Linked DNA regions of Mus musculus: all the other regions are linked to region 1. Evidence: chromatin loops called from intact Hi-C (ENCODE). Cell type or tissue: left cerebral cortex. All regions are shown on one strand. Links, peaks and the distances in the headings refer to the core of each region. The heading gives the core; the rest is flanking DNA. Region 1 holds the start of Itga4 (integrin alpha 4). Region 2 has its middle 13 kb from the start of Gm37004. Region 3 has its middle 42 kb from the start of Neurod1.

Region 1 (8,430 bases), core at 359-8,358:
ATATTTGTGTGTGTGCAAAGTCTTTAGGATATATGTAAATAAATTCTTGTTGTATCGTATCATTTTATCTGCAAACAATTCTCTTATACTTTTTCTCCACTCCCTCTTCTAAAACTCCTATAAGCTTTGTTTTCAGCCAAGGTCATATGTACAGAGTCCTGAGATAAAGACACTATTGCACAAAATACATTTTCATGGTCTCTGCCCTCTGATAGCAAAAGAGGGGAATACTGTGAGCAGTGTCTTGTGAACTGTTGGCATCTTACATGAACCAGTTGTTAAATCATTCCAGTGCATAAATCCAATCTTCCAGGTCAGATTACTTATGAGATAAAACGTTGTCACATAATAACCATGTGCTCTGAGACAGGAATGGCCTTACACAAGGTCCTTTATACACTGTAACAAGAGAAGCAATTGTTTCTGCATGTGAACTCAAGCATGAAACAGACTTGGTTTAAGTAGTTATCAAGTATCAAGCAGTTTCTAGACTTTAAATTTTGAAAAAAAAGTGGTTAAAAAATGAAATTGATGAAAACTACCCATCTACTATAAACAAGTTGCTCTGAACATATTAGCTAGAAGAAATTTCTCCTACTATTAAATGTATTGTCTGTACCTTCTTGCCTGGCATCCAGCAGTTCCTTGTTTGGGGTCATTACTTGATAAGAGGAAAAAATATTGGCTATGTTTGAACTGTGCAAAAAGTTAGTTTGAATGAGACCTCCCATGGAAGTCATTAAGACAAGAACTTAATAGGAGTTTGAGTTGATTCATGGGAGGAACAACTAGAAGTATCAGAGGTAGAAAGTATAATGATGATGTAACACCAGAAAAAATATATCTTTAAATATTTATCAGGGTACCAGAAAGTGAAAAATTGAAAAGGGGAAATATTTATTATTTACTCTTGGAGTCCTTTATTGAAATTCACAAGTGCCCTCTGTCCTTTATCATTCCATCTTGTTATCTCTCACTAACACATAGCTAATGCTCTAGACATTTGCTGAACTACTGAATAAATAAACAGAAAATATGCACAGAAACAGCACCTAACACTGCTGTTAAGATAGAAGACTGGCACTTCTTGCTTCTTGTTGGCAACTTTACTACTGTGGGGAACAAAGTTCCACATTGTGATTCCACAAGAGTGCTCCTTAAACCCACACTTGGACACACAAGTCATTGTGGGGAAGGAGATATATTCCAAGGATAGATTATAGGAAGGCAGAGAGATGATAAAATTTTCCCTTATGCACATGTTATTATTTTATAGTAATTGAAAACATATAATAAAAGACAGCTTAAGACACTACTTGCTAGCAGTGTCTTGCTAAATGTGCCAACAATAACTTAGACTTGACTGTAAAACATAGCCAGCATCACCCAAAAAGACTTCTTGCCCTAGCCTGCAATGTTCTACTTCCTCTCTGCAAGTTGTTTTTGTTTTCCATTATCTCAGCCACCTAGACTAAAAGTAACAGTGCCTTCCACTTTACCCTTCTCTGTTACACTACATCACTGCAGCAACACACACACGCACACACTCACACATGCACACACACACACACATGCACACATGCACATACATGCACACGCACACGCACACACACATGCACACACGCATACACATGCACACTCACACACGCACACACTCACACACACACACACCAAATGTACTTCATCCACTCTTTCATTTTCCCTATCTCACATGTAGGGCTCAGAATTGATTTTTAGGTCCAAATTACTTGTATGTTGTCACTACCTATACTCAGCCCATCTTACATGACAGTCCCTTTGGACCACATTACACTGTTCCCCAAAACAAACACATTATTTTTCTGTTATAAAGCGCTTGAGGCTAGGATTTGCTTTTATACATTTCAAGTCCCTTCCACTATGAATTAGTGATGCTCACGTAAGAGACACCAGCAGAGATACCCGTTGGGTGCCTACTACAGGCCAGCAGCAGCTGTGTGGCTGGAACAGCAGTAGCAGCTCCAGTTTCTTTTCATTCTAGCAAAGGCACAGGGAAAATGAAATGTGAGAGTCCAATAGAAAGTGAACAGAACAGGGAGGCTTTACATTGGATGGGAAGAAAAAAAATCTCTTTAGCAAGGGAGAAAGAGAGAAAACCAGGAGGGAAGAAGGGGAGAGGAAGGGAAAGAAAAAAACATGCGAAGTCAGAGAATGGCTGTGTGCCCAGGTAGAGTGTCAAGACAGTCAAAGACCCGGAGGATGATGGAAGGGCCTTGGGGAACTTCAGGAATTAGGGAGCAGAGATGGCCTAAGTGAATGGGGTCCAAGGAAGAGGGACAGGTTTGGGATAGTCTGGGACTACATCACAAGGATGAAAACGAGTCATCAAGGGAGAGTGCCACTGAGGAAAGAGAACATTAATTTGGGAGTTTATAAAGCAGTTCCAAAGCCTTAACGCTTGAGGCTTGTATGTGACTATCCTCTGAACCTAGCAACTGCCACCTTGTGGAGGTCAGCTTGTCCCTCTTGCAAACTGATTATCCCAAATGGACCTGTTGACTGTTTAAACAACACATGGAGAAGTGAGGAGGGTCGGAGACCCTGAGTATCCAGCTGCTCCCTACCACCTGGTGTATGAAAGCCTGTTTGAGTTGCTATCCTTTGAAGGAGGGGCTGAATTAAGTAATCTCCAAAAGACTGGGAGTGGGTCTCCATTGATGCCTCTACAAGGAACCCTTCAGTCTGCTGGTTTTCCAGGTGTGGTGTGTTGGGAAAGAGAACCCACATATTAGTAAGTAACTCTCACTTATGCTTCGGAAGAAACACAACCAACATATAGATTCCTGTGCTGGGTATGTCAACTTGACTCAACCTACAGTCACCTGAGAGGAAGAAATCTCAATTGACAAATTGCTTCCATAAGATGTGGGCTGTAGGCAAGCAAGCAAGCCGGTAGGACTTTTTAAATGTTTTTTTTTTCTTTTTCATGTAATGATAGAGTGTGGGACAGTCCAACCCACTGTGGGTGGTACCACCTCCACCCTGGGCTGGTGTTCTTAGGCACCATAAGAAAGCCAGTTAAGTGAGCTACCAGAAGCAAGACAGTGGGTTCTCCATCAGCTCCTGCCTCCAAGTTCCTGCCCAGTTTGAGTTCCTGTTTTGGTTTCCCCTTATGAAGTATGATTCAGGATATCTAAGGCAAATAAATCCTTTCCTCCCCCAGGTTGCTTTTGATCATGGTGCTTTGTCACAGCAATAGGAACCCTAACTAAGACAGTTCCCCAGAGGAAAGGAATTTCAGAGTCATGCCTGGGTTTGCCAATGGGACGTTAGCACAAGGGGTAGACATTGTTTCTATCTCCCCAATGGGAGGGGATTTTTAGCAGCAGGGCTGTTTTCAAGTCCTAAGGGAAGGAAGGAGGGTTGTCTTGGCTTGTTGAATAATACTTCTGGAAAAGTAGCAAATTGTAATCTGAATGATAGAAATGAGGACCTGCCCATTAGCCACTGTACAGCTATCAGTGCCAACCAGAGTTTCACCATCCCTTCCCTGCCTGTGGGGCTCAGGAGGCACGTGCTATTTTATTTTTCAGTCCCTCAACCAGGCTGACCGGCTCCTCCCTCGTGCCTCTTCTCAGAGTGTGTGGAGCCCAACTCAGCGATCCTTGCCTTCCAGCTCTCTTCAAGTGTTCCCAAACAATTAAACTTTATGGAGTAGGGAACTTTTCTTTTCTACTATCAGGCCAAAAATGTTGCTGGGTGCTCCTCCAGGCATCCTGCTGATTTGTTGTGGTGTTTCGAGGACTGGGGGCTGCCCACTGCATGAGATGATCTGACTCAGTGAACAGCGACAGCTGCGGGCCTGTGATTCTGTTGGTGTAACTGGCAGACACGGACTTTCTTTCTTTCTTTCTTTCTTTCTTTCTTTCTTCCTTTCTTCCTTCCTTTCTCTCTCTCTCTCTCTCTCTCTCTCTCTCTCTCTCTCTCTCTCTCTTTCTTCCTTTCTTTCTTTCTCTCCCTCCCTCCCTCTCTCTTTTTCTTTCTTTCTTTCTTTCTTTCTTTCTTTCTTTCTTTCTTTCTTTCTTTCTTTCTTTCTTTCTTTCTTGTCATTTGTCTTTTTTTTGCAACAAAGGTAAGAGGGCCAGCATCTCACCTGCTAACACTCACCAGCACTTGCCTCCTGCTCCAGCGTGAAAAGCAGGGAATGGAATATGGAGTGTAAGACATAAATTAAAAATAAAATAAAATTAAAAAAAAAAAGAAAAGCAGCACACAAGGAGTATGTTCAGCAGAGGCCCATCTCCTGGCTTAGGTGTGCTGTGACTCTGATCTCTGGTGGCTTTTTAGAAGCCTGTTATGACCTTGTCTTAGGCTGTGTCTACACATCTGGTGGTAGGTATGTCCTGGGGTAACTGAGTGTGTACATGGGGACTAGTTATGAAGAAGTGAGCAAGGGGTGGAGTCTGCTAAGTGAGGCAAGTCACAGAATTTCCTTAGCTTGCCTGGGTTTTCTGTGTTAGGCTATTGCCTGGCTTGCTCATGCGTATAGACTCTATTTAAGAGGAAGTGTATAGAGAGGAAGGAAGCCTGCATAAAAGGCTGCAGGCCTGGGAGTTTTGAAGAGACTAGCCATATACTTTTGTCACCAAATGCTCCAATAGGGCTGGGGCGGGAGGGGGGGGGGGCAGCAGTTTTGGCTTCTTGCAAACTGTGTAATTTCTGTATGCTACACAGCACATAAGTGACAGAGGAAGTTCTGGAAGGTTCTCCACAGTCTTAGTTCCCAAATTATTGGCCACTGGGACTGGCCCTGGAGGCCAGTCACTTGGTGAAGTCCCGCAAGGCATCAAGCCTTAGCCAACTTTCAAAAGGGAATCCCCTGATCTGTTTTGTGTTCCCCCAAGGGTTATTTTTGCTGGGCCCCAGAAGCCAGAGCCACTGTGTGTGATGTCTGCCAGGGTGTGAGTCCATGCAACCTAGGTCCCCTAGCGCCCCCTACAGCTGCTGCGGGGCGGGGATGGGGATCGGGTTGGGGAGAGGGAGGCCAGGCTGTGAGCCACTGCACCACACCCAGGACCCCACCCAGATCCTAGGAGCACCCGGCCCCTGGCTCCGGGGCCACAGAAACGGGGCGTGGGCCAGAGCCTGAAGCATCCCTGGCCACTACGATCGCTCCGCCTGTGGCCACCAATTCCCCTCCTCTTCTGGCGTCCCTCTCTCCGCCCCTGTCGCCTGCCAGCACCGGACACGCTGCTGCACTTCATCTCTTGGGGCGCTCTTCTCTTTGGCCAACCGTCGCATCCTGTGCAACTCTGGTCAGTGGCCGTTTTGTGTTGAATGTTCTCCACCAAGAGCGCATGGCTGCGGAAGCGAGGTGCAGACCGAGGTCCCGAGGGATCGCCCTCCGGGAAGCGGTGATGCTGTTGTTGTACTTCGGGGTGCCAACCGGGCACTCCTACAACCTGGACCCGGAGAATGCACTGCTGTACCAGGGCCCCTCCGGCACGCTGTTTGGCTACTCGGTGGTGCTGCACAGCCACGGGTCGAAGCGCTGGTGAGTGCGCCCTCCCCAAGAGGCATGTCACAGCGCCTCCGCCTCTGGGATTCCTTGTATGAATCAAACTTTCCGCCCTCCTGGGAGGTCAGAGAAAGACCTGGCTTCAGCCAGCTGCCTCACTGGAGAGCCTTGGAACTAACTTATCTTGGGATGGCAGCCCCCAGGGTGCTCCTGAGTCCTGGGTCTCCAGTCATGGGAAGAGGAGGTGGGTGCCACTTCCCTTGCTGACCACTGCACAGCTGTCACAAGCCAACACGGGGCAGAGTGGGTGGGCAGACTGGTTCACGTCTGAGCGAACTTGCATGGTTCTTGCTTTAGGCTCATCGTGGGGGCTCCCACTGCCAGCTGGCTCTCTAATGCCTCAGTGGTCAATCCTGGGGCGATTTACAGATGCGGGATCAGAAAGAATCCAAACCAGACCTGCGAACAGCTCCAGCTGGGTGAGTTGGGTCCCCAAAACAAGACATAATGAACTTTCTCCCCTTCGTGGGTCCACTGTTGGGCAAGTCCTGGAAGACACTATGATGCTGGTCTCTTCTGGATTAAAGTACAAGCTTTTCAATTTTAACCCCATGCCAGCTTGCTCCTGAGAGTATTTTCCTCTCCTTTGCTTGCAACTGTATGTGATCTCAGTATCTTCCAAACCTCTTTCAGGGGAAGTCTCATAGGGTGGCTTCTGGCAAGCTACCTTCTACCAGTCCTAGAACTCTTCCATGTGTAAAATCTGTTTCAAAGCCTTAAAACCCCTCTCTGGCTGAGGACCCAACTTCTCAACTTTGTTCTAGCGTGAGCTGCACATCAGGAATAGAAACTTTGATTGAGCCTATATCCCACCATGTAGCCTATATCCCACCATGTAGCTTATATCCCACCATGTAGCTTATATCCCACCATGTAGCCTATATCTCACCATTTAGCCTATATCCCACCATGTAGCCCAGGGATTTTTCTTCCCCTTCCTTTAAAAATGACACTACCTACCATAAAAGAATGGGAAGAAAAAAACAGCATGCCTTTTGTTAAAATCATAAATATAGGAGGTCTGACATATAATTACTAATTTTCCTCCCCTCAAATTCTCCTGTAAAGCAGGTCTGTCTTTCAGCCCTCGTTTCTGTCTTTATTTAGGTTTTCAGCAACTTGAGAAATGTGCGCTGACGGCAGAGGAGACAAGTTTCATGTTTCAAAGTCAAAAGCAAAGTTGCTGCGCACAGACACATGGGGAAAGAAAGGGGAACTAATATTAATTTAGATCTATCTTGCTCTCAGTACTGTTAAGCATGGCTGTGTATATTGCTCAATGTTTTCCCCTCACAGCAGCTCTAGTGTATGCTTGTACTGCTTCTGCTTCCTCAGGGCTCCCACACAGAGAGCTGCAGGTTCCTTCTTCAAAAGTACTTACCTAGACTCAGGGTTATCACTTCAGGTATACATCTTCAGTGAGGATAAAAACTAAATGAAGGGTTTTGGTGTACTGTCTGGAGATATGATCCATTATCGATGATGATGAGCTAAGGGTGAGAATTGCTACTTTTTATATTTATCTGTAAGTGGAAGGTCTACTTGAGAATACCTGACTTTGTCATAAACCTTTTCTATTCATCGTCGTTGTTTGTTTGCTTGTTTTTTGTTTTTGTTTTGTTTTTTTTCTGTTTCTTTTCTTTGCACTTTTACCCCAGCACCCATAAGAATGAAGGAGTTATGTGTACACTGGATTAAGCTACGGCTGACACTAAAGTACAAAGGATTCTGGGAGTAGGAAAGCACAGGGAGAGGCGAAGGAGGAGAAGGAGGAAGAGGGGGAGGGGAGGGAAGACAAAGGGGAAGGGGAGAGAACAACAAAACAAATTTTACTTAGAAAAAAAAACCCTACTATGAAACTTGATTCTTTATAAAAGAGGGATGGGCCTCTGAGCATCATTAGGCATCCCCTCTTCCAAGGGGCAGACCTGGGCTCATAGAAGACTCACAGACTTGTGCATTCAGAATGGTTACTTAAAAAAAAAAAAAGGTATTTTCATTACCTGAGAGAGTTGTGTAATGAGTGAAGCCTTGATCTGACAGCAGTTCCTCAAAGGGTCTCAGGAAAGAGCAGCTTCTTCTTCTATGGGCCTGGCATTCTTTCTGTGACATTAGAAACTCTGGTGGCTACATCCTGCCTGGAGGATACGCCATCTATTTCTGGATGTTTGTATTTAACTGAAAGGGGATCATGTCCTGACATATTATATAAACTTTTAGATGTCAGCAACTGTCAATTAAAGGAAAACCTAAGTTCACTGGGGGTGCGGAGCACAGAATTCACTACAGAGGCATTTGAGTACAGTGGTTACTTAAGAGATATGAAGTTCTGGGATGGCTGAATAAGGGGAAAGCACAAGTTTTATCGTCATCAACTTGTTTGCTGGGTCAAAATTCAGCCATGGTAAGCCAAAGCAACATTTTTTTACCTTCAAGATTTGAGTCAACAACAAAAATACTGAGATGAAAGAGATCACAAATGAGTCTGAGGTCCCAGTCAGTTGAATGGCTACTGTCTCAGCTATGGGAACACTCAGAAGAGTTTTGTAAGGAGCATGCCTGAACTTACTTCTCAGAGAAGACTCTGAACAATACATTCTCAGTTTCTACGGAGAAAATGGTTCCTTTATTAAGAACAAATTCAAAAGTAATTTAAATCTAGAAGGTAAAATACTGACGCTAATGTCCAGAAAGAAAGCTAAAAGATCACCAGTTGATTAGCAGAAACATATTAAGATTGCAAAGTTTGTAGACTAAGCATCACTACTTATAAACATATTTTGTGTATGTGTGTTTGTGAAGAAAGAAATGAGGGAGAAAGTTATCTATATATACACGAAGTCTTCTGTATGTTCTGAGTGATATTATTTATA
Region 2 (8,430 bases), core at 281-8,280, 300 kb before region 1:
GATGCTGAGGTGGAAAAGAAACCAGCAGTCTTACCCATCTAGTAATGCTGCAAACTACAATGGTAACTATAAACATGCTCATTGGTGCAATACTGCAAAGAATATTATGAGTGTAACCAACTGTTCCCTGATTGGATTTCAGGGCCCCTCCACAGAAGGAAACACATACCTGTTATTGTAACTAGTGCCAAGAACTCATAGCTGGAGATTTCATAGAGTCACTAGTATTTTGTTAAATGAACATAGTACTGAACTGCCTTCTAAATTTGTATCTCTATACACACAGATTAGTGCAGCACTCAGATCTCAACAGAGACACTTCTTTGTGCAGTGAACAGTGGGTAACTCAGAAACTCACAACTGATCAAAATACAGAGAATAACTGTCAGTGGAGTGATCAGCCATAAATGAAACATCTTTATCACAACTCGCAAGACGTGAGAACCATTTCAGAAGAGAAGGCAGAAAGATAGGGAAAGCTCAAGGTTTTGGGAGGACCAGAACACATGACAGGATCACATATATGATGACACCTAAAATTTCATATTTTAAAGAAAATTTAAATAGCTGGAAATGTGAAATACACCTGTTGTCCCAGTACTCCTGGACTAGATATCAAAACTTCACAACATAAATATGTAAGAAAATGGACAGAAGACATGAACCCATTGCAGTAGTGGAGTCATTTAGAAAATGCAAATGAAGATCCCAAATATTACTACATATGTATTGGAAAAAACACAAAACTAAAAGTGACAACATCACTGATGGCAAGGATTCTGAGAAACCGAATCGCCATGTTGCTGGTGATACTCTAAGATGGTTCTGCCGCTCTGGAAAGCAGTCTAGCAGATGCTTCAAAGAGTAAGCCCACGCTTATCGTTCATTCCCATGATCACACGCTTTGATATTTACTCAAAGGAGATGAAGACTTATTGCCACACAGAAATGTACACACAAATGTTTATGGAAGCTTCACTCACAATTGTCAAATCTTAGAAGCAACCAGGATGTCATTCAGTAGGAGAAAGGATGAATAAAGTGTGGTATATCCAGATAATGAAATACCATCCATCCCTAAAAAGGAACTGAGCTATTAACTGTAGAAGACATGGTGAGAACTTAAATGCCCATCACTACGTGAAAGAGGACAATCTGAAAGGTTTCAGACTCTATCTCAACTATAAGACATTCTAAAAACCAGAGAAAAGAGCTATCGAGCTACTGTACAGCATGACAGCAGAGCTTCTAGAAACCCAGAAAAGTGAGGAATTATCTTTCACAACCCTTTTCAAAGTAACCACATCTCCCCCATGCTAAAAGAAACCTTAAATGCCCTACATGTGTAAGCGGTTAGACAAATTATGGTGCATCATGTGGTCTATATGATGGAGAGGCATCACTGCCTCACAGGGAGAAGGAATAAACCATGGGTACAGGCAACAACCCAAGTATTTCCCCCAGGAATTATGCTGTGAGTGAACATAACTAAGCCTCAAGTTTGTATCTCAACTGCTCTGCCTATACAACACTCTCAAGGATTTAAGATTATAGTACTTGTGAACACTTCATGGTAATGGAGTATTACATAGTTGGGATGGGTGAGAGCTGAGTGAGGCTTTGAGAACGGCAACTTAAATGACAGTTGTGATGTTGAACATCTGTATCTTGTCCTCCGCCTCCACCCTAGTGGTAATGTTGCACTCTAATTTCGTGAAGATGCTACTTGTTGAGAGAAAGTGGGTGTGGTGTTTACAGAATCTAATTTCCTAAAAATGGATGCAAATATATAAAAAGCTCTTGAAGTGAGAAGTTTGATTGAAAAAAAAAGTCCTGTTGAACATAGTGTATAAATTTGATACAGAAATGTGCCAGCTCTTCTGCTAGTGTGTGCCAGCCAAGTGCCAAGCAAAGCTGTGCAGCTGGACCAACCTCAGGCAAAGCCCTCACTCTGTTGCCCTGCTAGCATGCTCTTCCTTACAGCTTTGCCCAAGGAAAACCTACTCACTTTAGTTTATGCTCCTCTTCGGTGATCTGATACTAGGCTTGTAACCTGTCTATGGATATGCTTACCTCTGATGCCAAGTCTCCAACAACTCTCTTTTTTGTAGGTTCTGAGATTAGTTTACATATTTACTTGAGAAATATTTACGGAAATTAGCGCCTGAAAAATGGTGTGGTATATCATGATCTTAGTGAAAGAAGAAAGAAATAGAAGGAGAAAGTAAGTCTCTTGGCAGTAGAATGTTCTTCATCATCTGGGAACTAAGACTGGAGAACAGCTCTCTTTCTTCTGTCTGAAACTAGCCTTCCCAGTTCTCCCAGTTCTCCCAGTTCTCCCAGTTCTCACAGTTCTCACAGTTCTCACAGTTCTCACACAGTTCTCACAGTTCTCACAGTTCTCACAGTTCTCACAGTTCTCACAGTTCTCCCAGTTCTCCCAGTTCTCCCAGTTCTCACAGTTCTCACAGTTCTCACAGTTCTCACAGTTCTCACAGTTCTCACAGTTCTCACAGTTCTCACAGTCTTCTCTAGGACTTTTCACAATGTTCATGGCATAAAGCCTCCATGATGATGACAGGAGTGCCTGGACCATAAAGAAAGGATAGTATATACAATTAAGCATTTCTACTTCATGAATGAAAAACACACGGAGGTCTTCCATGGCTCTCCTCTTGCCAGTGTCTTTAGTTCGCTGTGGCTATGGAAGCACACACAGGCCTTTAGAAGATCTGACCTAAAGTCCTTTGTGAAAGGCAAACCACACCCATGTTGATCGCATCCTTGAACCAACCGTTGAACACCTCCTTCTACAAATCTCTGCTGCTTCTGTCTCATAACCGATCCCACCCTTTCTGCTTATTATCATTATTATTTTGTATATATTTATTTTATGTGTCTGAGGTTAGTGTTTTGCCTGTATGTATGTGCACCACAAGAACCCTTTTTATGTTTGAGGTTAAAATAAATAGTGTTGAATCCCTTGTAACTTGCTTGATCCATGGTATTAGCTGCCATGTGGGTTCTAGGAACTGAAATCAGGTTCTGCAAAAGCAGCCAATGCTCTTAACACCTGGGCCATCTTTCTAGTCCCTTTTCACAGTATAGTTTGAGCATTTCCACCCCATGTCCTCCTTTAATCTTCCCCGTATCTTTCTACCCCCAAAAAGGTCTTCCTCCTCATGCCATGGTCTCTTTTTATTGTTTTTAATTCATGGAGCCCAATCCTACCTTTAGTCACTGGCTTGCTAGCTGTTGCTGTCCCAGTGCCCTCCCTTCCCGGTCCTAATCATTGTAGCCAGGAACTGAAGTCCTAACACCTTGAATCTCCTCACACAAATGTGCCTCGGCCAGGCTCTCCACATCAAGACTGGGGGTAACATAGTTTCAATTTTTCATCACCTGGTTCTATGGCATTTACAGATAACCTTGCTCCTTTGGATTACTGAATGTCTTCTTTTAAAAAGTTATTTGTTTTATTTTATGTGTATGAGAGTTTTGCCTACATGTGTGTCTGTGCACCACGTGCATGCCTGGTACCTGTAGAGGCCAGAGTTGGGTGTTAGATCTCCTGGAACTGTACTTACTCATGTCTGTGAGCTGCTTGCTATGTATGTGCTGGGAACTGAATCAGATCCTCTGCAAGAACAGCAAGTGCTCTTAACTGTTCAGCCATGTTTCCAGACCCCTGAATTTCTGTTTCTCTGGAAAAAGTGAAGCTTCAATCTTTGTCATTTTATAATAAATGTACACTTATATAAAAATATTCCATATGCTTCTTCCTATGGAAAACTGCCAGTGAGATTTTATTGTCTTAAAACTGCCACAGGTGGCGATTTCTTTTAATCATGCAGATATTCTAGATTTAAAATACATTTAGTCTTGAATACCTAATGCATTCATATAATTTAAGCTATAGTGTATCTCTTTTCATCTTTGCCTTCCAACTCATTTAGACCCCTGGGTCTTTCCTGTCATGGTACACATGTACATTATATATGATCTATAGAAGTGATAAACTGGAAAACACATCATTCCATGTAACTGCTTTTCCTCCAATAACTAACAGAGATGGTTCTGTATTAACCATAAAGGCCAGCTTGGTGCCTTACTCTATGAATATACCATGCTTTATGTAAAGAGCTCTACTTACCAACAATGACGGTATTCAAACAACCATATGATCTTGTGTTCATATCTGTAGACACACAGGCAAACATTCCTGCAGGTTCTAAGTTGTGAGATAAGTCCTTACAAATTCAGCTGTATTTTAAAATCCAGACATTTGTTATGTCGATTGTAAAATTATCATATCTATAGAAATACACCATGCAAATGATTCAAAATAACATCTTCATTTTAACTGGTATTAGCCATGGGTTTTCTGCATTTCCTTTTTTATGATCTGGAAATTATATGTATATGTAGTTTTGTTTTTTATATTCTTCTTTTCTCTCCCTGTTTTCTTTTTCATTTTTCTCCTGTTTTCTTTTTTCTATCCCTCTTTCTTCTTTCCTTTCCTCTTCTTCCAGATTACTTTCCTATTAATGATCAGGTTGAGAGCTATGTAACCACTAGATGGTGGTACAAGCACACAGGGAGAAATATTTTGTAAACAGACTAGGTATTAGTTTTGATTTCCTGCTTAGTTTTTAAATTGCTGTACACTTGGGCCCTCAAATGCCTCCTAAGGGACATCACTGTGGTCGCTGCTTAGTAGTTGAGCCAACATAACACTGATGTTGGGCTTTTATAGCAGCTGCCGTGGACCACTTTATGTTGATGGTGAGACTGTTTTTAGAATGCTCATTGCTTGCACGGATTAACTCTTCAGTAGGCATCTGTTAGGTTTCCTGAGTGATTTTAAGTGCTTGCTTATATTCTTGACTGATTTACAGAACCTACGATGTTGCAGTTGAGACCACTTAGAATTTATAATCTTGCTTTATTTAGTTGACTGAATTTTATGAAGAAATAGTAGTTCCCTAGCGATCTCCTACAATGACAAAAGGCAGCTACTTACTCTGGTTAGCCCGATCCACTGCAGTTCAGAGATTCATACAAACCTGTATCATCCATCATCATCTCAATGTATAAAATGTATTTTTAATATCTTGGAATTTGTGACAAAAGTACTTTTCTATGCGTGCACTGCATAATTTTTGATTTTGGGAAGTATATGTTTTCTCTGTGGGGAATGCATGGAAATCTGGGCTGTGAATGTTTGTATCAGTAAATTCTTCTTAAATCACAGAAGAAAAGAATCCTGTGACATTGAAGGGCATTTGCTTATAGAGCTACATGCTAAGCTTAGCATTTTAAACTCTTGAAAACCAGCTAAATGCAAGGCTGTGTGCTCAGCCCCTCTCCCCCACGCTCCACACCCCACTCTGCAAATGTTCTGTGCAGACAGGGTGTGGATTCCTTCTCCTGTTTGGCGGTGTCTCTATGTGGTTTGTGGGGATGGCTATATGATTCTTTCTTGCTCTGCGACAGCATGTTCCTGTCAATTGTCAAGTGCATGTGTTTTCCTGAGAGGCGCTCTTGCAAGCAAGTTCCCGCTTAAAAGCTTCTATGAGTCATTTCTTTGGGGACCAGTGTTGAGGCATATCACCCCATTTGCATCAGGGTTGCCTGACTTAGTAAAAAAGAAAAAAAGAAAGATTAACATTTTAGCTAAACTATCTGAAAGGTTTGGATAGTAATAAGGCTTTCTTACCACTTAATATGCCCTGGTGAAACTCTATGATCTGCTATGTAGTAACATTGTTAAACTGTTACACCTGGAAGGCTTCATTTAAGACATTTGCTGTCTAACTAAAAGGAGATGGTTTCTTGTTATTCATTCACACATAAGGGAAGGCAAAAATAATCACCGACTTGCATTCAACAAAACACGGAGTTAAGAGAAGCAGTCCCTAAGATGATGAGCCCATTGGCACCCTGCTCCATGAGGTAGAATCTACTGCAGCTGCGTCCTCAGTTTTATTAGGAAAGATAGCCCATTTTGTGATCTACGACGTTTAAATCAATTGAACTGTAGTGAAATCTCTCCCCTGAAATGGCTATTACACAGCTTGCAACCTTTTGTTCAAGAGATTAAGTTTGCATCTCCTCACATTATCTCCTTGTAATTGGAAAACTTTCATTTTGACGCAGAAAATGTGCCAGCGTCCCCGAGAGCCTTGCCACAAGCCAATGCAGAATGCCATCTGGAGGGTCCGTGCCCACATCAGGCGGCAGCCTCCTGTCGGGCAGGATCTGGAACTTTGCAACGAACAACTAATAACATCTTAAGCTCCATTTGTCTAGCTCATGAGTGCTCTTGGCAGAGGTCATAACCAGCAGTGGTTTTCTTGATTTGCTGCATCAAATGTAATTAGGTTAAAGCACTCACTGACAGAGCCTCTGATAATGGCATGAAAGCCTCAGGCTTGAATTTACCCATCCAGTCAAATTTAAGTTTAGAGCAGCAAAGATGTATTAATTTCATCACTGGGACAATGAATATTGGTAAACTTGAAAGGTATTTATTTGGAACAAAGCAGTTTTCCTTCCTTTGGATTTCATACGTCTTTGGTTTCTGTTTTAAAGTTGAATTGAATCAATGCATGTTCTGGTTCCTAGCTTCTGATAAAGTCGCTGATGTCCCCTGCTAGGAGACATAGTCTCATGTGCACACAAACCACACATCTGAACCATTGGTCATACTGTGTAAAATGATAAGATATCTTCAGCGTGTTACTCTGCATAACTGAATTCTGACAGTTGTTATTCATAAAGACAGAAACGACACCGTGGTTGACCTTTTAACCCTTGCCTGTTGAAAAACTCCAGGGTAGCAGAGGTCTCTTCATAAATGAGTCAGGTCGTGGCTGTGAGTAAAACAGAGAACCATTGCTGAGGGTTAAATTTAGGGCAAGCTCGGGCCCAGAGCATGAGACAGACGTTAGCTATTATTAAGGGTATACAAAAAGAGTTTCTGCTCTCTGCTAGAGAAAGAGAGAGCTGGAGTGTGGTCTCAGCCAGAAGGCAGAGGTTCCTGGCATGGCTGCAATGTTAATGATCCTCACAAGGCTTTAAGAATCAGCAGTGGAGTTAGGATGTGACATAAAAGACAGTCTCAGGAGGGCTGAATTTTTCAAACTGACTTCCACATTTCTTCTCCTGTCCCTGTCTCTTAGAAATACTGGCACTACTGGAGCCAGTGGAGGAGCACAACTGAAATCTCTCAGGAACAGCAGTGATTCCCGTTGACTTTGTACCTCATTGGGGGATGGGGTGTTAGTTTGAATGTTTCAGGTGGTTCTCCTTCTGATAAAAGCAATAGGCATGTGTGAGGATGAGGTTAAGTAAGTGTTTATTTGAGGATTTAATATTGCACACGCTGATGGAGTACAGCAATTACCGTGCTGTGATTTTCATATTCATATGTGCCATATTTATTTGTTGTTTACCTCTCTGCATAATGGAAATGCCATGAAAATCTGTTCCTTCTACTGCTTTAATTTTAAATGAAGCTAAATGTTATGTATAATTTTAAGTTACAGATTGCTAATTTCATTCTGTTTTAAATACTCTACACATAAGAAGCTCTTAGGCTCCTGCAGGAGTCCCTGCTTTGAGCAGAATCAAAGCATAATTCTCTCAGTAATTATATAATAGGTAGGTAGTTAATAGATTAAACATGAGCCCGAGACATCATCACATCGACAGTCTATTTCAAACCATATAGTTACCTGTGCTGTTCATATGTATATGACTCTCTGTAAATAGAATGTGTATGCCTTTGTAACTTTCCTGACAAATATAATGTAGTTAAAAGCTTACTGCATCTGTTGTAAAGTATTTGCATCTAGCTTACTTATTAGTAATCTGGTTACAGACTCGGTACTTGGTGAAATGGTTGCGAAAGCTTCAGGAACAACCCAGTTTTCACCTACTTTCACGATAGTATTTTAAAGAGGCTGCCAATGGCAGAATGCAAAGCTAGTTTACCTTATAAAGGAACAAAGCAAGGGAAACATTGAAAAATTAACTCTATAGCTGTTGTGTAGCTTTCTGTCACTAGCCTGAGAATCCCTTCATGTGCTGTATCTCAACTTCTGTTTCCTGGCCCATCCTTTTTTTTCCTCTCCTCAACTCCAGAGCTGTATCTGGAACCTGGTTATATGCCATCCAAGACCTACTAAAATTATTCACTCATTTAATATGCATCACTCTACACTTAGCACATATATATCTATATCTACCTAGATGTCTCTATCAATCTATTTATCTATGTAGATATTTGTTAGAGATATTCATATTTAGATGTCTATATAGAGATATTTAGATAAGGTCTCTCCTGCTGGCTACAGCCTTCATGGGAACAAATCTATGTCACATGTCTATCTCTGTATCACCTCTATATCTATCTATGTATCTATC
Region 3 (8,430 bases), core at 277-8,276, 240 kb after region 1:
AAATTACCAGGAGAGCCTACTGACATTTCATAAATGCTGGCAGAAGACATGAGAGTCTTGGGTCAGAGAGGAAGAGCTTTATTATAGTACAACAGCTAACCTACATATATATCATGTCTCCCTTGGCTCCAAAGATCCAGGAGGATATGCAGAGGACAACAAAAGGATACTGTACCAGAAGCTGGGAAATTTACGTTTGAATTGTGAGCTGCATCTGTTTTCTAGCAATCCTGCTCCTGTCTCAGCAGGTCACTCGCAGTGACTTGCTGCAAGATTGCTCATAGAAAATAGACCAGAAGGGAAAGCTGAAGAGTCACGAGCGTTATGATGTCAACATACCATACAGAAACACATAAGGATGCTCACAGATGTCCTCAAGTAGAAAAAAAAATCCCATTAATTTCCTTTAACCCATGAATTCCTAATATCCTTGAAGAAATGATAACATTCAGTGGAGTATAGTTTGGGAACAGTTGACCATTATTTCTTGACACTGTTGGATTCCACTCTGGGTAGATGTGGGATTAAGAAAGAGAGTAGGAACACAAAGGGGGATATTTCCACATGAGACCACAAAGACAGATGTCCCCCTAGGAGTTATCACTTTCTTTCAGTCAGTTTGTATTGGACCAAGTCTGGGGATCATTGACACCTGACTGCCATTAAGATAGAGAAACCACTTGTAAGCCCAAATAAGAATGCTAGTAGACTTCCCAGACATCAGTTGTAACAAGTCCCATGATTTGGGCTCCTGCTGAGGCACATTCCCACTTTTAAGGAAGGAGCACTTATCTTCCCGCATCTCCATTCCATTTTACTTGCTCTCTGTTCATCTATAAATTTGAAGAATATTTGAAAATACAACTTAACTTGACTTCATCACAGGATCAGTTCTGTGAAGTAAATAAAGTAATTATAACTTTGTATGATCATTTTATGCATTCATTGGCCATTTTTCATTTTACTTGTAAACTTTCACTCTTTGATTCTGGTCACTATCAATCACGGGGCATTCTTTTTATGTGTAGGGGTGCATGTGTACGTGTGTGAAACCAGAAGACAACCTTGGGTGCCATTCTTCCATTTATGTGTCTTGTTTTTATTTATTTGTTTTATTTTTTTCTAAACAGGATCTCTCACTGATTTGAAACATTCCAAGAACACTAGACTTGATAACCATTGTCCCTGACTTCCTAATCTGGAGTTACGAGTGGGCACAGGCACATATAGCTTTTTTTATATGAGTCTAGGATCATACTACGGTCATTGTGCTTACAAAGCAAACACTTTATCAGATGAGGCATCACCCCAACCCTTCAGAAAATTCTTTTGGATAATTCTGTTGTCTATTTCCCACCTTGATTTCTTGCTTCCATCCCTGCAGGCTTGCTGTCATTTCAGTGTGGTCAACAGCTGGCTATACCCCCTTTCTCTCCTGCTGAACTCCAATCCAGATATGTATGTCATGTGATTCCCAATGTCTTACTTCTTTCCTCAGTCTTTACCTGAATGTTTGCAGCCCTGATGTCACCTAATTCCTGACCTCTGCTAGAGTAGCTTCATTAGCCTCCTTTTCCCCAAAATCCACATGGCTTCCTTTTCATTGGGAAACTGCACCATTTTGCAAGGCTGAAATTCCATGGGCTGGCCTTTGCAATTTTGTGCTTACACTTCTAACCAAATATTACCTTTTCTGCCTTCCTTGTAAACTTTTTATAAAAGGGACACATCTTTTAACACTGAAAGTATTTTGACTGTTTCTACCACAAATAACTCATAATTATATGATATAATAGAGATGTTTTCCTGATGTAAAATTATACAATAAATATAGGTATCAAAACACCATGTGACACTTAATAGTGCCTACAAATTTTATCTTCTTGTGTATTAGTTAAAAAGAATACAAATTTAAATATAAATATTTCACTTTCACTTCACCTGATATATGGCAATTCTTAACTTTTCCCTGTAAAATATTTTACACATCCATGTTGTTATTGTGTGTAATTATAGTTGCAGGAGGATGCTCCTTTGAAAATAAGGATTTTGATGTCTGCTTCGTCATCTTACACCTCTGGAAATGAAAGTTGAGCCAAACATCTATGATAAGTCATTAGTCATGGGTGAACATTACACGTTGTGCACTGAGTCTTGTTTTCCCTGGTGTTGACAGTGTAGGCTTTCAGCTTCAGAGCCTTACATTCCCATCTGCAGTTGTTTAGTCCGATTCTTCTTTGTCATCCCCACATTAGGAGATGAGGCTCTGTGTGCCTGGTTTGGCTTGGGAGGGCTCACATTTCCACCCAAATGATACAGCTAAATGTACTGAGAGGCAACCACACTAGCTTTGGCATAAATGACTAGGGAGTCCAAGTCTTTCTGAGTGTTTGATCGAGTACTAAAAGACCATAGCTCTAGGATCTGGCCAAGGGATGAGGTTTTTTAAATAGAACTCATAGCTTTGACATCAAATCAAGTAATCTCTTAGTTTTCAGGAAATTCTATTTTTGGAAGCAAAAGAAATTCATAGATGCTCGGGAATTTATGCTTCGGAATTTTCATGGGAGAATTATTTTTAGTTCTGATTTCTCCAAGCCTTCCTTCTCTCCCACTCCCCAAAGACAGATGAGCTCTAGAAACAGGAAATTAGTGAAGAAAAGAAAACACTTCCCAGGAGTATGTGATTTCTCTGCAGCTATTAGTCAGAATGATTTAGTGATATTCTTGCAAAAATATAAAATAAACAATAGAAGAAGTCTATGATGTCAGCAGGCTGGGGGTAGAATAAGAGTTCCACAGAACTTCTCTGTGCTACTGTAGAGACAGCAGTGTTGCAATGAAGAAGGATTTTGCCCTGTTTTTGCTGAACAACATCCGGGATCAATAATAGTAAAAAAAATAATATTATATATCCTAAGAACTAAGGAGGAAAATATAAGCAGGGAGTGTGATAGGAATTGACAGAGACATCTAGATGAGATGGTCAGAAAGAAAAGTCTACTGAGAAAATGATAATCAGATAGAGAATTTGAAGCAGGTGAGGGTGGGATCACGCAGAAGGCTGGAGGAGGTGCTTTCTAATGAGACTTAGCAAGGCAAAGGCCTTTGGGCAGGACTGTGGCTGGCAAGTTCATGGAGAAGCTAGAGGAAGCAATTAGAGGCATGAGCAGTGAGGTTGTAGTGAGAGATGTGGGAAATGTGCAGGAAGAATTCCAGGAACAAGGTGATACAAGGTCATTGTACATACATTGCAGCCAGACATGTTGGACCACACCTGTAAGCTCAGCTTTTTGAAGTCAAAGACAGTTTTGGATCAATCTAGTCAGTGCTACGCTAGCCTGAGCTAGGATTAAGTCCCTGTCTTGAAAATCAAAAGCAAGCAAGCAAACAAACAAAACAACAAAAAGAATATTGTGGGTCAGTGAGAAGCCTTGGTGGGTAAAGGCATTTGCTCACAAGCTGAATAACCTAAGTTTGATCTCTAGATCCTACAGGGTAGAAAGAGAAAACAAATTCCCTCAAAAATATCTCTGACTTGCACATGACCTCTGACTAGCACTCAAGCATAAGCCCACACACAAATAAGAAGATGTGCTGGCTAGTCTTCTGTCAACTTGACACAGGCTGAGATATCGGAACCTCCAATGAGAAAATGCCTCTCTCCATAAGAGCCCAGTGTAAGATATTTTCTTAGTGATTCATGAGGGCAGGGTTGGGTTGGCCCAGGCCATGGTGAGTGGTGCTATCCCTAGGCTGGTGGTCCTGGGTTCTATAAGCAATCAGACTGAGCAAGCCATGAGGAGTAAGCCAGTAAGCAGAACCCCTCCGTTGCCTCTGCATCAACTTCTGCCTCCAGGTTCCTGTCCTGTTTGACTTCCTGTCCTCTGGTTTAAATAGGAGCCAGGGAGAATCTAACTCATGTGATTTTTAAATGCTGGAATATAAACGTTAGAAAAAAAGTATAAGTCCAATAAACCCTTTCCTCCCAACTTGCTTTTGGCCGTGGTGTTTCATTTCTGTGATAGAAACTTTAAGACAATAAATAAATAAAATTATAATTAGGAAAAAAAGGTGTACAACATTTCTAATTGCTATAGAAATTATGATATATCAGAAGAAAAATAGCAAGTAATTATTTGGAATAATTATTTTAAAAAAGAAAGTACAGGGTTCTTTGAAGTCACAGATTGGGGATCTAATACACTCTAGGGGTTTTACAGAGTGGAACAATGTTCATGTTGAGATGGAATCACACCCATGAGCAGGGTAAATAGAGACTAGGTACTGTCTGTCACTAGGACAGCCGTGAGCTGCAGCTATTGCTAAAGCAGAGGCGGGTGCGTTAAAACACACTAGGGGTTGACAAGCAGGTTCATGATTAAGGGAGAGAACAAGAGGAATGGGGTGGCAATTTGAAGCTTAGGAAACGGGGAGCAGGTATATTGCAAAAGGTGTTGTAGGTTACTTAAGAGTTTGGATCTACCTGAAAGTACTGGAGAGCCAGGGATGACCAACAGGGAGATGAATGAATGATCAGGTCTATATTTCTGGAAGATCACTCTTGATGGAGACTGGAGAGCCCTTGGAGAGAAGGATGCTGCATAAGTGGAGCAGTTATCACCATCCGGTAGTGGTCCAGGGGGCAGGCAGCAGCACTAGTCACTATGGTAATGGAAAGGTGTGGACACACCGGAGATATTTAGGTTGACTGGATGTGGCATCATGATGGGAGAGGTTAGAAGACTGAAGATTTCATTCATCATTTCATTCTGGCTCACTCCACTTGATCCATGGTCATGCCACTGACACTGAACCCAGCATGAATAACAAGGTCAGAGATGTCTTGGGTCTCTTGGAGCCAGCCCAGCATCAATTTAACTCAAAGAAGAATTTTTTTTCTGCATTTTCTTCTTCTGCACTGTCCACCAAATGAAAAAAAAATAGAGACATAATCCAATCATATATTATTCCTTAGGTGAATTTGTTTAATCTTCACACTTTAAACGAGGAATATTATTTCTAAGCCACAGTCCCTGCAGATCTGTGTTCCTTTTCTGAGCTTGGCGATTTCACACACCAGCCTGAAAGATGCGGGCTTTTCTAAAGCTGAGCACGTGGCGCCATCTTCGGGACAGTTTGGCAAAGCCTCCTAAGCCAAGCTGACTGTGCGGTTTACACTGGAACTTTCCATCCAGCAACTCTGACTCCATCTTGTTCAGTCATTAAGCTGAGAGCAGTGTTTCTCCAAAGTCAAGTTGTGCGAACCGAGCCTTTGTCTCACAAGAACTGAATCTTAACACAGAAAACAGGAAAAAAAATGGAAGCAGATTTGCCTTCAAAATAATCATTCTAGTTTAGTGTCTGCACTCTGAAAAACAGGTTTTGGTCTTGGGGAAAAAAAAAAAAAACTGCAAGAGGAAATTAAGGCAGTGTGGCTGCAGGGTTTCTGCCTTCTTGCTCATCCTCTATGCACCTTCTGGCTTTGCTTGCAGGAGTTTTGCTCTGGTTTAAATAGGAGCCAGGGAGAATCTAACTCGTGATTTTCAAATGCTGGAATATAAACGTTAGAAAAGAAGTCACTCGAAACTTTGGCTTAGAAGATGTAATCTCATAAATGTATCCAAGCTCGACCTGAAGACTGAAAGGCTGTGAATAAGAAATCACTATTACACCAAGGGCTAGCCACACGAGGAAAATAACACTTTAGGAACACGATCATTTGGCTATGGTCTCATATGCTGAATCCAGATAGGTAAGTTCTAACCCCCAAATTATCTCTTTAGAATTTACTATCTTGATGAAATCTTCCCCCTGCTTCTTAGATGGAAGGCCTCCCTTGTGGCCCAGTCCTGAAATTAAGCCTCAGTCAAAGGCAACCTAATAACCTCAGCAGAAGGACTGAAGTTGAGGGCAGCAGACAACCTGGGACAATTCCCCGCCATGTAGAATTCAGAATGAATGTCTAGAGATTTGAGAGAGTAGGAACCTTCAAGAGGCCGGAATTCCAAAAGACTGCTATTTGCACAACTAGAGGAACTGCCCTTGCCTCATCACAGTCTGTTCTGAATCAAGTCAAGAGATGAAAAGCCATAGTCTCTGCAGATGGAGCAAACAACACATGCTTAGAACACTAAAAAAGGGACAGAAACATATTTCACACTGTTCAAGCAGTCGTTATTTTATGCTTCCCACTTATTCTTGATGACAGTCAGCACATGTTCAATGGTGATCAGAGAATGTTATCATATGGAGGTCACGCTGGCCCTTGTGGGGCCTTCCCCAGCACAATGATATGCTGTACCAGCGTACACTAGCACACTGGGCATTCTGGGCTGACTCTACCTGCACCTGGTCATCCTGCCTCCCTCTTGACAACATGCTATAGTCTGAAGATTCACAGGACTCTGATCTTATGTCTGTAACTCAGCAGCTCTTGATCTTTTGACCTGTTTCTTATAGTTAGTCTTAGTCTTCGGAGCAAAGACCTTTTTATAAAGTTTCCCTTTATTGGATTTTTTTAGACTGCTCATAATTTATGGAGATCACTACACTAGTCTTAACATTTTACATGCTCTAGTGAAAACTGTGTTTTAAGTGATTAGATGCCATCACTACTTTGCTTATGAACTCATTTTGTCGTTTGTTAAAATTGAGTTGAGTGTTTCTTATTCTAGGAAAACTTTTGCTCCTTGAAGACCAAGTAACTATACATTGATTTCTCAAGTGAGTTCACAAATAGCCACCGCAACCACAAGCAATATAGAAATATTCCCTGCATATGAAAGTAAATATTCAGATCTGAGCTTAGTGTTTTTGTTTTGATTTCCTCATTTTTAAAAGTAGAGACAAAAAATTTCCAGTTACATGGTTACTGGGCATGACCAAAGAAGTTGTACAGACTCATCAGTTCCATGCCTGGCATTAGTAAGCACTTGGTGCCTTCGCACCTTATGAGGACATTTTCTGAAATGTCTTTTTAAATGATACATGAAATTATTGCTGTCAAAGAGGTAACTTTGCAGAGGGGGGGGGGCTTTCCAATGGACAAATCATAGAATATTGTCACCACTGGATCAAAATCTAGTAGATAAGTTACACTGAAAATGGCAAAGTGACCACCAGGGTTCTACAGCTCCTTTCTTGGAATTGATGAACCAGGATATTTCATTGCTAACTGACCAAGGACCAAGAACGGTCCCTCAACAAGAACAGAAAAAAAAATACTAATAGCTCTAGGCTAATGCTTTCCATGTAATTGAATACTGTTCACCAGTTCAGGTCTATTGTGTGAAATACACACACACACACACACACACACACACACACACGAAAAATAAATTTAAAATTTTAAAAGGCTCCAATTCAGTTGGCAAAGTGCTTGCCTTGCCTGTGTGTGAGTCCTTAGATTAAATTTCCAATATCAGTTTTTTGAAAGGTGAAAAGGTTTCTTTCTTATAATCAGTGGCTTCTAAAAGGAATGTGTCAAATGCCTTTTTGCATACATTTCATACATTTTTATGCATGACATAATAAGACAGATGCCTTCAGCCATAGGTTGAGCAGCTATGGAAGGTAAAAAGAAGATAATAAGGTCTAGATTTAGACTTTATAGTTCTTGTGTGACTTTAGCCAGGTTGCCAAATTCTCTAACTCTCGGTTCCTCATCTACACAGTGGAGATTCTAACAATACTCCTGGCCTAGGTTTGTTATAAGTTTGAAGTTTTTGTTTGTGTAAAGCACAGGGCTCTTTGTATATAATTAATGAATGATGTTTTTAATGCTAAAAAGAATTTATTTTTAATCATCCTAAATTATATATCACTTTAAAGAGGCTTAGATACTACTGACACCCAGAGACCCTGATTCGGGGTTAGACTTTGTGTTTGGAAACAGCAGTAAGAATGGAATGGAGGAGCAAGTTTCTCCTGTGTAGCTGAAGAAGCTCACAGAAGAGCTGGAAAACTCTATGGCACTTAAGGAAAGATGGTCCTAATTTGGTGGCCTCAATAGAAATAAATTGGAAGGAAAAAGAACTCGCCGATGTAAGGAAGGGGCTAAAGAATCAAATGAAAGGTAAGATTCCTTTGTTGGAAAAGATCCATGGCTGGGGTGGAAAACTAACAAGATAGTGTTTCTGGATATCACAGATTACCACTGAAAGTCTGTCCGTTCTAATGATGCTCGATGCTATCATTTTGCACATGCTGAGACACAAGCGACATCACACATAGTAAGTCTTTCCCAGTCATGTTGCAGAGCACTGGTTAAGCCTCTCTGGTTTTGACTTATGGATCTTCCCCGTGCAGATCCCACGGGCCATCTTGAAAGCATGTCTACTCCAGACAGGCAGAAAAGGCGATGACCTGTGATGTTGGAGGTAACAGTTTTCTATAGGTCCCAGAACTGCAAGTGCTTACTATTTGTCA

What was found. Peaks named below come from ENCODE experiments on the same cell type or tissue, not always from the same donor. Only the 100,000 strongest peaks of a DNase experiment are listed, where the experiment ranks them.
Region 2: a loop joins it to region 1, with 5 times the contacts of the local background. A loop is called at or near these places in 33 of 42 quality-filtered maps.
Region 3: a loop joins it to region 1, with 3 times the contacts of the local background. A loop is called at or near these places in 6 of 42 quality-filtered maps.

The regions. Positions count from the first base shown.
Region 1 is chr2:79,250,324-79,258,753 of GRCm38, forward strand. Itga4 (integrin alpha 4) reads left to right here and starts at 5,103. Exons shown (of 28, transcript NM_010576.4): 1 at 5,103-5,533; 2 at 5,855-5,976. The coding sequence starts at 5,337. In left cerebral cortex, for the core only: CTCF peaks have their summits at 4,988 (motif pointing left) and 5,192; DNase peaks (open chromatin) are centred at 5,007, 5,230 and 5,783; H3K4me3 peaks cover 1,475 bases; H3K27ac peaks cover 686 bases.
Region 2 is chr2:78,954,987-78,963,416 of GRCm38, forward strand. No RefSeq gene overlaps it. Among named protein-coding and RNA genes, the nearest start is that of Gm37004, 13 kb to the right of the region's middle. In left cerebral cortex, for the core only: CTCF peaks have their summits at 4,583 (motif pointing right) and 5,517; DNase peaks (open chromatin) are centred at 4,724 and 5,456; H3K4me3 peaks cover 463 bases.
Region 3 is chr2:79,494,361-79,502,790 of GRCm38, forward strand. No RefSeq gene overlaps it. Among named protein-coding and RNA genes, the nearest start is that of Neurod1, 42 kb to the left of the region's middle. In left cerebral cortex, for the core only: a CTCF peak has its summit at 5,131 (motif pointing left); a DNase peak (open chromatin) is centred at 5,128.